Linked DNA regions of Homo sapiens: region 2 is linked to region 1. The links are chromatin contacts, found by Hi-C in ENCODE. All regions are on one chromosome and are shown on one strand. The core of a region is the stretch at or near the end of the contact, and the rest is flanking DNA. Distances in the headings are between cores, read along the strand shown. Region 1 has its middle 220 kb from the start of RAD51AP2. Region 2 overlaps CYRIA (CYFIP related Rac1 interactor A).

Region 1 (5,112 bases), core at 1,826-4,325:
GGCTCCCTTCAGGAATCTGCCTCTTTCTGGTGACAAGCACCAGGACCAGCAAAAAAGGGGCAACCTGGGGGACAAGCAGGGCTTTCAGAAGTAGATCCTCAGCCACCCTCTGGGACCTCTTAGACCCTGCTGCATTTCCAATCTCCCCTGTTGCCTTCTCACTTCAGGGACTATTTATGTCCCTATTCCCTTTCTCCTCTGACCTCTAACTTTGGTTCTATTCCAGGATGTCACCATCTTCTCTCACACTGCATTGAGAAAAGCTTTGGGACTCACAGGCCAACCTTTCAAGAGACCATGCTCCTCAATCCTCTCCTCAATCCTCTCCCCAGAAATGTCTGTCCTGTGGTCCAGCCTTGCAGACATCCCCTGCCTTCCCTCATATCCAGGATGCCTACTGCTATGGGCCAGAGTCACCTCATAGAAAGGACGTTAATAGTCACCATTCCAACTCTCAGCATGATGACATCCTTTCCTCTCTACCATTTCCAGAAATGAACAGCCAGCCCTTGCCTGGTAGCCCCCTACCCTGGGATGCTCCCCATCAGCCAGCATTGGACAGCTCTGACTGTCAGTGTCTCCTCACTGGTCCTGGTCTTGCCCTCAAGGCTGCACAGAGCTGGGCCCCGTTTCTGGCCAAGGAAGGTCCTTCAAAATGGTGCAATGTGCTCTCAAACTCCCTGCCCCAAGCCATCTTCTCCAATGTAATCTCCCCATTTCTTAAGCCACTCCCCACGTAACTAAATCAGGACTGCCCAGAAGGCAAGAACAATGCTCCCCTCTCTTGTCCTGAGTTTGGCTACTTGAAGGAAGCAGCCACCAACAGGCATGGCACTTCACCTCCCATTCCTCCTGATGCTCTTCCCATAAAACCTCAAGCCCTGATTTGGGCTTTCAGGCTTTGTTGTCTTCCTTTATCCCAGCCTGAGAGCTATCCACTTCAGAAGTCTCATTCCTTTCCATGCCCAGGTTTCCACTTTCCTCAAGGAAGCAGTCCCTCCTCCCATTCACCTCCCCTCTCTAACAACTTCCGTTCAGATCCAAATTACTTCTGTTGAGCCCCTCTAGCATTCTTCCTCCCATTCACCTTCCCTCTCTAACAACGTCCATTCAGATTCAGATTAGTTCTGTTGAGCCCCTATAGTATTCTTAATTCCTCTTGCAGCTCTAGGATTCCTGGATTAGATACTCACAACTCATCTATCCAAAGCCCACTAGGGAGCATTGCCTTAAGGAAAAGAGAGTCCCTTTCCTTCCCAGCTATGCAAATATTCTCTCCACTCTATTTCTTTAAACCAGGCCCAGTCCCATGGATTTCTCCATAGTAGGCCAATAAAAATGGGTATTGGACATTCCATCCCCATTGGTGGTAAATGTCTCCAGCCTCCCCCATTATTTTATACTCCTTTTCTACTTCTGAAGCTATTATTCATCTCTCAGTATCCCAACATCCAGAATCTGCCCCACACTAGTTATTCCTTGGAATAAGGCCCAGATTGGCCTTTCAACACAGTTCTAGTCTTCTTTCTCTGACAAGGTGTGTGTTCACCCACCCTACGGTGTTAGCTCCCCTGCTCAGCTACCCTGCAGTTTGGACTGAGAGGTCATCCATAGCACCCCTATGCATGGCATCCAACACTGCCACACAGATTTGAGTCCCTTTAAGCTGTGACACCAAAGGAAAAACTTGTATGGAAGTTATAAGCAGTTGTCCTAACAGGCTTCTTTAGGTCAGTGGAAGCTTCTCACTGAGTTTCTAGCCCTTGTTCTTTGCTGATGCTATTGCCTGTTTTCCAGGCAGATAGGCTAATTTCTGAAGCCTAACACAAGGGCAAAGTACCCACTGTGCAGCCAGAACGACTAGCCTCCCCCTCCTCATGATTAGCCTCAAGGAGCTGCTATGCATTCTGCAGCTGCATTTCCAGGATGCAGGCCAGAAGGGCTGACAGCCACTTAAAGAAACCTCAGCATGGCCAAATGGGAGGTCCTCTCATTCACTATGTGTAGATTAGTTACACCTAGTGATATTTGGGCTAGAACTTTTTGTTTTCATTTTCAGAGGTAAAAATCACCTGATTATCAAAAATATACATGTAGCATTTTAAACAGTAGTCTAATAATAGTTGACGCATCACACAGAAGACATTAGATATAGATTATGTTCTGGAATTTTAGTCTAATCATAAGTCCCTATTTCAAAATATTTAGCTGAAAACCTAGGCAAGAGAGTAAGGGTCTATGGGAGGACAAAATGAAAGCAGAGCCTTGATGTCTTAAGCAGTTTCATCGCTAGAAGGGCACATGTTGTTACAATTTTTAGTCACCAATGTAATATTGGCTCATTGAAAAGAAAAGGAGAAAAAAAAAAAAAAGACCAGTGCCTCATCTCTTTATATACAGCTCATCACCTAGAGATTGAGTGTGCCTTAAATGTTGATGCCTCATCATTAGCATAGCCAAACCTAAAGTAGGTGCTTCTTACATGGTCACTGAATTGATTCTCTTTGCTTACTTAAATAGCGAATGACCCAGGACTAGAGGGTGCTTTGCTGTTATTTTTACCTGAGTTTACCGGACTTGACTCAATACAAACCTGTGATCAGCCAGACTACCTGGCTGTGCCCTTCTCCATTGCAATGTATGATCTGACAAAGGGAAAGAATCTATTTTAGGATCTCCCACATCCGCTGTGGTTCTGAGTAATGCCTGAGACTTGCTATCTAGCAATTAAGCAAGAAAATATGAGAAATCATATTTACATTTTCCACACTGTTGAGCTTCCTATACCTAACCTTGAACACTTAATACTATGCTGCATTATGATTCATCGAGGAGCAATGGTTTTATTTATAAAACTAGGAAACAAAGCTTAACTCTAAGATGGCTATCTTAAAAGAGAAAGGAGAATAAAATATGCATTTGAAAATTGTCATTGATGAAAAATGAAAAACAAACTATTTCTGTTATGAAAGTGAGCGTTTCAGATCTCTCTTTTCTTGCTTCCTAAACTTCACCAAAATACAACAATGATCCTAACTTTTTATTTTCATTGGACTCATTCATCTGGGAAACCCTTGACCTAACAGCCACATGCTCAAAGTCTAGCCTCCTTCCAGGTTCAGCTTCCATACCACTTTTTCCATGGAGCCTTCTCTGCCCAGCTCTGCCTTGCCCTCCTTCCTTGTGCTTCTCATCTGCCATTCAGCTTGCCCAGTGTCGGCATACTGCTCCCAATATGTTAGTTTTCTGCCACTATTCATTGACATCTCACATCTTCCCTCCAAACTGAGCACTAATTCAAGGGTTTATTTCTCTGAACTATAGCCCAAAACATTGTAGTCACTCAGTCAGTAGACATTGTTGACATATATTTCACATATTGTGTTTATTGTATTTCACTTATGTATATTTAGGATGCAGCATTTAAAGATATCCAGGCCAGGCACAGTGGCTCATACATGTAATCACAGCACTTTGGGAGGCCAAGGTGGGAGGATAACTTGAAGCCAGAAATTCAAGACTAGCCTGGGCAATAGAGTGAGACCACCACCTCCACAAAATATTAAATAAAAATTTGACTGTGTGTGGTGGCACATACCTGTAGTCCCAGCTACTTGGGGGGCTGAAATGGGAGCATTGCTTGAGCTCAGGAGTTCAAGGCTGCAGTGAGCTGTGGTCGCATCACTGCATTCCAGCCTGAGCAACAGAGTGAAAACTTGTCTCTAAATAAATAGACAAATAAAGATATCCGATTTTCTTTAGAACATAAGGCAGAAGAATGGCTACTCTTATTGAAGGTAATATCCATTTGTTTGTTTGTTTGTTTGTTTGTTTGTTTGTTTTGAGATGGAGTCTTGCTCTGTCGCCCAGGCTGGAGTGCAGTGGCACGATCTCTGCTCACTGCAACCTCCGCCTCCTGGGTTCTAGCAATTCTTCTGCCTGAGCCTCCCAAGTAGCTGGGACTACAGGCACGCACCACCATGCCCGGCTAATTTTTGTACTTTTAGTAGAGATAGAGTTTCACCATATCGGCCAGGCTGGACTCGAACTCCTGACCTCGTGATCTGCCCGCCTCAGCCTCTCAAAGTGCCGGGATTACAGGTGTGAGCCACCACACCCGGCCTGTAATATGGTTTTTAAAGGGTTGCCTGTTTAACTTGGGAAACCTATTTATAATCAAATGTTATTTTATGCATTTATGGTCAGTCGACCCAGAAGAAGACAGGACAGGCATAGACAAGGATGAGCGGGGTATGATAGTGAACTGGTAATTTCGGTAGATGCCATTTTTAAAGCTCTTTTAATGATTAGAGTATGTTCTTTGAGTAAATATGGCTACCTGGTTAAATATTAGCTCTTCACAGGCTAGCAGATGAGAGTGGTGTTTAATTCTTACTTCTCTGCCATTTTCTAAATGATCAAAAATTAAATCTTGATTCTAGTGCAATGATTCTCAACATAGCTTACTTCACTTTAGAATCATCTTGGATGATTTGAAAACGTACAAATTATCACACCCTATCTCCAGAGATTTGTTTTCAATTGATCTGGGCATCAGTATCTGCTAAAAGTTCCCAAGGTGATTTTAATGTGTAAGTAGAATTGAAAACCACTGATATAGTGTTTGATTTATTGATTCCCCACTCCAAGCTGTGCTTATTCTCTGTCCTAAATACTCCAAAGATTAGAAGCAATAATAAGGCCTCCATGTGGCTTCAGAAAATGGGGATTTATTATGTTTCAACAAAAAGATATGGTATTCAAAGATATGGTAGGCTAGGCAAATGCTCAATGACACTTCCAGAAGTCTGGGTCCCTTGAGTCTTGGCCCTTTCTTCTCCTGCACAGAGCCATACTGTGGCTGCTGGGATCAATGCCTGTGGTTCTGGAAATCGATCCAGGAAAGATTTCTTTGGTAGAGAGATGGCAGTCCTTACCCCCTAGCAAAATGTCACTAAAGCATCTCTAGGCAATTCAGTCTTCATCACTTCTGAAAGGTGAGATCTTGAAACTATGGTTTCATACTATGAAAAACTCTGGCTCTTGTCGAAAGTAAAGGAAAGGCCATTTCTGGTGTCAAGTGTTCCCTTGAACAGTACACAGTTGGAACAA
Region 2 (5,112 bases), core at 1,677-4,176, 680 kb before region 1:
GTGATTTCTGAGTGGACGTTAGTGGAGCTGGGCCCTGCATTTTAGGAAACCGGATTGTGATGGTAACAGGGCAGGGCAAAGACGTTTACTTCCTCCAAACTCAGGGTTGGGGTCCACAAATTCCACTTCCCACCACCAAGCACCGCCTGGCACAGGGATGTTTTCCACACCTCAGGTGTAGACATGGAAGGTGGTGAATTTCCAAAGAAGGATTCTGGGGTAAGGCCCTGTTCCTCACCTTTTGACTGTGGCTGAGGGGCCAGGCGTGTCACAAAAGGATCTGGAAACAAGAGAAAAGCTCTCAAAGTGATCAGGTATCAGGGAGAGCTATCCCATCCTCACTGCTTTTTTTTTTTTTCTCAAATGTCCTCAGAATTGAACCCATTTTCAGTGTGCATGACTGGGATGGATTCACTCAGCTGGGTTCAGCACAAATGCTGCTATTTTCCACCACAAAACCAAGAGGGTCAGTCAGGCGGAACACCGGGTTTCCTCCTGATCATCATTCTAAGACACCTCCTGCTTGTCTTCCTGTCCATTTTGTTGACTCCATTTACTTACTGAGGCTTACAGAAATTCCCCAACTCCAAATGCACATTGTAAAGAATGACAGTCACCTGGTAACTTGAACAACCACACACAGAGATGACCCTAATAATAACTTAATAACCGAATACCACTTCTACTAATGCTAATACTATTCATAGACCCCTGATGGGCACCAAGGGGTAGAGAATGCAGAGCCCGTAAGCCATCACATACTGGTTCCCCTACTCCAGCGGGCCCCCTGTACTGGCTACGCATCTAAGAAGCTCACAAAAAATACAGACCCAATCCAGAGCAGCGGTCAGGAAACTTGTACGGTTAAAAATCTTCTGAGAGGGTTTTAGTGCCACCAACTTGGCTCTGATCCATGGACTAGCATTCAGTTAACACGGACCCCCACTCAGCTCTCACCCTCACCCCACCTTCTCCCACCTTACAGATGCAACCACAAAGGCTCGCCAAGGGCAGGGGCTCACTCCAGGTCCCACAGCTAATGGCCTCCCAGGGATCTGCCCCACTACTCCAAACCAAACATAGAACAACAAAAAGTCAGCATATGTTTGAGAGGACTCCAAGCCTTCTGAAGCAATTGCTGATGGTTTACTGTGTGAGTCACCCCGGGGCCAAGTGTCCATTAGGGAGAACAGAGAGCAAGGGGGGAAAGAAACTGAAAACTCTCATCTCGCATCTCCACAGGCAGCACAACCTCACATATCACCAGCAACACCAGCATGCATTTGCTCCCATCCAAGCAGCCACAGGCGGCCCAGGCTACTTCCACAGTGCTATGCCCTGTGCCTGGCCTGGTGGGGCTTCACACCACACAACACAATCAGGAGTTTGCCCTTCTGTAGCACCTGGCAGCCAGTGAAATGCTTTTCCATATCTTTTCATCTTTGCTCATTTTGAGAGCGGTACAAAGCTGAGGGGTAATCACCCCAGTTTATAAATGGAGAAGCCGAAATCAGAGACAGGAGGTGCCTTATCCAGAGTCTCAAAACAGAACTAGGGCCCGAAATAGGCATCTCCTGTCTTCCAGTCTAGCGACCTTTCCCCATGTCCTGTCCCACCCCACCCCATTCAGGGGAGGGCTAGGGAAGAGCTTCAAACGGCTGCTGCCTTCCCCTTCTGAATGGCTCTGGAAATAGAAAAGCAAGGCACAACAACTGAAGGGAAGGCAATATCCACTACGGGAGGCCGAAAGGGCCCCAAAGACTGTGTCCCCACCCTCCGGGGTGGGCAATCAAGGGACCCAAAGCCCAGGGTGGGGCATGCTTGTGCCCACAGTTCACCAGCAGCAGAGCTTAGACTGAGTCCCTCAATGCCAGAAGCACAGAGCAACACTGAGAAACCAGAAGGGGCAGGTGTTTGGATAATAAAAATAGCTAACACTGATCAAGTACTTACTGTGTGTTGGGCTTTGTTTAGCACTGTACATGTAGTGACTCCCTGAAACCTCATGGCAACCAAACTAGGTAGGCATTATTATTGTCCCCTTTTACAGAAGAGGTAACTGAGGCACAAAATGATTAAGTCACTTGTCCATGGGATTTAGCTTTTGAGTGATAGAGTCAAGGTGTGAACTTAAGCAGTCTGGCTCAAATTCTGCAAAGCCAAATAGTGGAAAGAAAGAGAATAAAGCAAATACACTAGGAACAGATGACACCTTCCTTCAAAAGGAGAGAAGGAAGATAGGAGACTCTCCAGGCAGGAAAGACTGACAGCTGCTGTGCAGGCAGAATTAGGAATTTGGTACCTAGTGCCCTCTGGGTAGCAGCCGACCAATGTCAGGCAACACCAGTAAATGACATCCTGGTGTTGGTGTTTATACAGCATGGCTGGGCCAGGGAGGGGATGAAGGCAGGGCCTGAGATGGGTGGAGGGGATGATGCCTTGGAAAGCCAATTCCTATGTCCCAGAGAGATGGAGCAGCTGGGCGGGCAGGCAGGCGGTTCCCTTTCTGCATCCCCAGCACCAGCAGTGCACACATGCCCGGGACACCAGGCTTCGGGGATGCCACTGGGTTTCAGCCTCATGATGCCTGGGAAGCCAGGAAAGACAGGGGTCATCTCTCACCATTTCTACAATGAAGAGCTAAAGCCAAAAACAGTCACAGCCCTAGAATAATAACAACAACAACAGCCACCATTTGTTGGCAGGTTATGATTTGTCAGGAAATATTCTAGATGTGTATATAGATTATGTAAAAATGATACCAACTCTGAGAGGTCCATATGATTATTCTTAATTTGCAGTTGAGGAAAGCTAAGTAATTCTATAAAGGTCAAAGCTAGCAGGCTATGAGAAAGGATCTGAACCACCATTTATCGGACTGTGAGGCCCCTGATCTCACCTCAAAGCCGTGTGTGCTGTGAAATGGTTAAGTGACTTACCCACAACTGTGCAGCTGTGCTAACCCACAGCCAGCTTCTGGGCTGTCAGAGCACATGGGCACAGGCGTTTACTTCCACATACTCCCTACGCTACACATCCACACTAAGTGCTGCTAACCACTTTTATATACACAGTCATACAGTTGGGGTGATTTAATGGTTTATCATCCAAACGAGGATACCTCTGAGAGTGAAAGGGGGCCCTTTTAATAATATTGCTGGGACAACAGGCAGACACCAGGACTGTCCTAGGCATGTAAGAACATGCAGTCACCCGAATACAATCCACACTCCCACAGGCTGGTTATTTTTATGTCCAGTTGTGTTGGTAGAGGACCCTTCTGGGCAATGCCTTGCTTCCCAATCCACACAAATACTCTTTCCAAATAATCCACTCTCCCTGTGTTCACCTGCCTGTCTTCTGAATTCACGGAGCTTGTTGGCCTTATAGATAAACAGGCTGATGCCACTTGGTTATAAAGCAGTCATGTTATGGTTTGAGAAGGCAGGGTGTCACTAATTCAAACAGTGTATTTTAAAAGACTGGTGGGTTCCTTGTGCCCTGGAAGCCCCGGAACCCTAATACCCAGCTGTTCTGATAAGCAGCCTGTCCCTCAAGAGTGAGGACTCTGTGGCTGTCCCATTGAGGACAGCCTGAGACAAGCAGATGGGAAACCAGCACGGGAATACAGCTGCCACCACTACTGGACCTGCTGGAGAAACCGCAGTCTACTGGGAGGACACAGACCTGGGGTCCTCAGGGGACAGGCGCATCTCTAAGACAAGGCCTGGCCTTTTTCTGCTGCCAGCAGGCACCCATCATGCGTGGGAGTGAGCAGCTCTAACCTGGTGAGAGATCCTCCCTTTTCCCCTGACTGGGCCTAGTGGGGAAGGAGGTGGTGTTTAAAGCTCGTTTTTGTTTTACTCTTTCCCTAAGAATCTGCCTTCTTAGGAATCTCTGACAAGAGGAAGGAAGAATCTGCTGTTCTTTTGAAGCCAGGAAATCACTCTTAACAAACTCTCCCATCAATACAGGTAAAGTGCAGAGCTAATGAGAAAGCAGAGGGCATTTGTCTGTTCTCTGAAGAGACCGTTTCTGGCGTATGTTTAATCATGGAGCATCATAGGACCTCGAGGCCAGGGATTTTCAGAGGCCCCAGAGAAGCCTGCCAGCTCCTAGCAGCCCTAGAAACTGGCAGGGCTCTTGGAGGCACTGACGTGCAGGGCTCTGGGCCCTCATCCTGTGATAAAAGGAATAGAGATATTTTTTACCTGTTTTGTGTAGGGGCTTCTGCAAGTGATGATTTTTTGGTAAATAGACCTTTTTGCAAATTAGGCCATGTGCACAGGTTGTGGGAATTAGGGAATGCACTTATCTTCTTACGGGTTACCATTCAACACACAACAGCTGTGATTATGACTATATGTTATAATGTTATTCTGGGGGATGCTTAAGACCTAGAAAAGGAAAGGATTTGTCTGATGCCACCCAGCATGCAGCCTTCCCATGGTGGGAAGCCGAGCATGGAAGAAGCCCAGAGACCAGATAGTGACTAACTGGGAGTGGCCGTGGCTCAGGCAGTCCTAGACAGTCAGAGGCCAACACGCCGGTGATGATGGTGATGGGGCAGAAGATACCAACCCTTATTCACTGAGCATTGACTGTGTGCCAGGCATGGTCTAGACATCACCTGGATGTTCTACCAGCCCTCGCCCCACTCTTGCTGGAAATGGCAGTGCTCCTATTATCCACATCTTACAGATAAGGAGCTGGACAGTCACTCAGAGAGGCTGAGTGATGAGCTCTGGGTTAATGGCGAGTAGATAACGAAGTGCGCATTTGGACTCACATCTGAGGGACCCCCACCTGGGCCCTGACCACTGTACTCTACAGCAAAGGAGAGGACCCAGGCCACCCTCAGAGGTGGTGTTTATGAGTCATGGGGCAGAGAAGGCAATTGCAAGTGGCAAATGGTAGCAGAACCAGAACAAGAGCCCAGATCTCTACTCCTGGGCTCACATTAGTCCCATTTCCCAAGGCTGTAGTTTAACATCTCTCTGTGGTCTTTGTAACACCTGAATGGCCATTAAGGTGAGTGCACCCATGTTCAGGGCAGGAAAACACCTGCCAAACTGGCTGCAGCATTCAGGAAACTCCACCAAGCTTTTCGAT

The links. Hi-C counts contacts between places; a loop is a spot of excess contacts on that map. Pooled maps may share reads with other maps.
Region 2: a map of K562 shows a loop between it and region 1 (3-fold over the local background). The contact joins two enhancer-like sites. A Hi-C loop is called at or near these places in 5 of 168 maps with a recorded cell type or tissue (IMR-90, K562, PC-9 and 2 more), 19 of 37 single-sample maps with no recorded cell type and 13 of 50 pooled maps.

The regions. Positions count from the first base shown.
Region 1 is chr2:17,300,561-17,305,672 of GRCh38, forward strand. No RefSeq gene overlaps it. Among named protein-coding and RNA genes, the nearest start is that of RAD51AP2, 220 kb to the right of the region's middle. Within about 2 kb of position 3,076, at least 2 of the 41 ENCODE cell types and tissues checked have a DNase peak (open chromatin) inside an H3K27ac peak, as active enhancers do.
Region 2 is chr2:16,625,490-16,630,601 of GRCh38, forward strand. The region is part of intron 1 of CYRIA (CYFIP related Rac1 interactor A); the gene reads right to left. Among named protein-coding and RNA genes, the nearest start is that of CYRIA, 38 kb to the right of the region's middle. Within about 2 kb of position 2,927, at least 5 of the 41 ENCODE cell types and tissues checked have a DNase peak (open chromatin) inside an H3K27ac peak, as active enhancers do.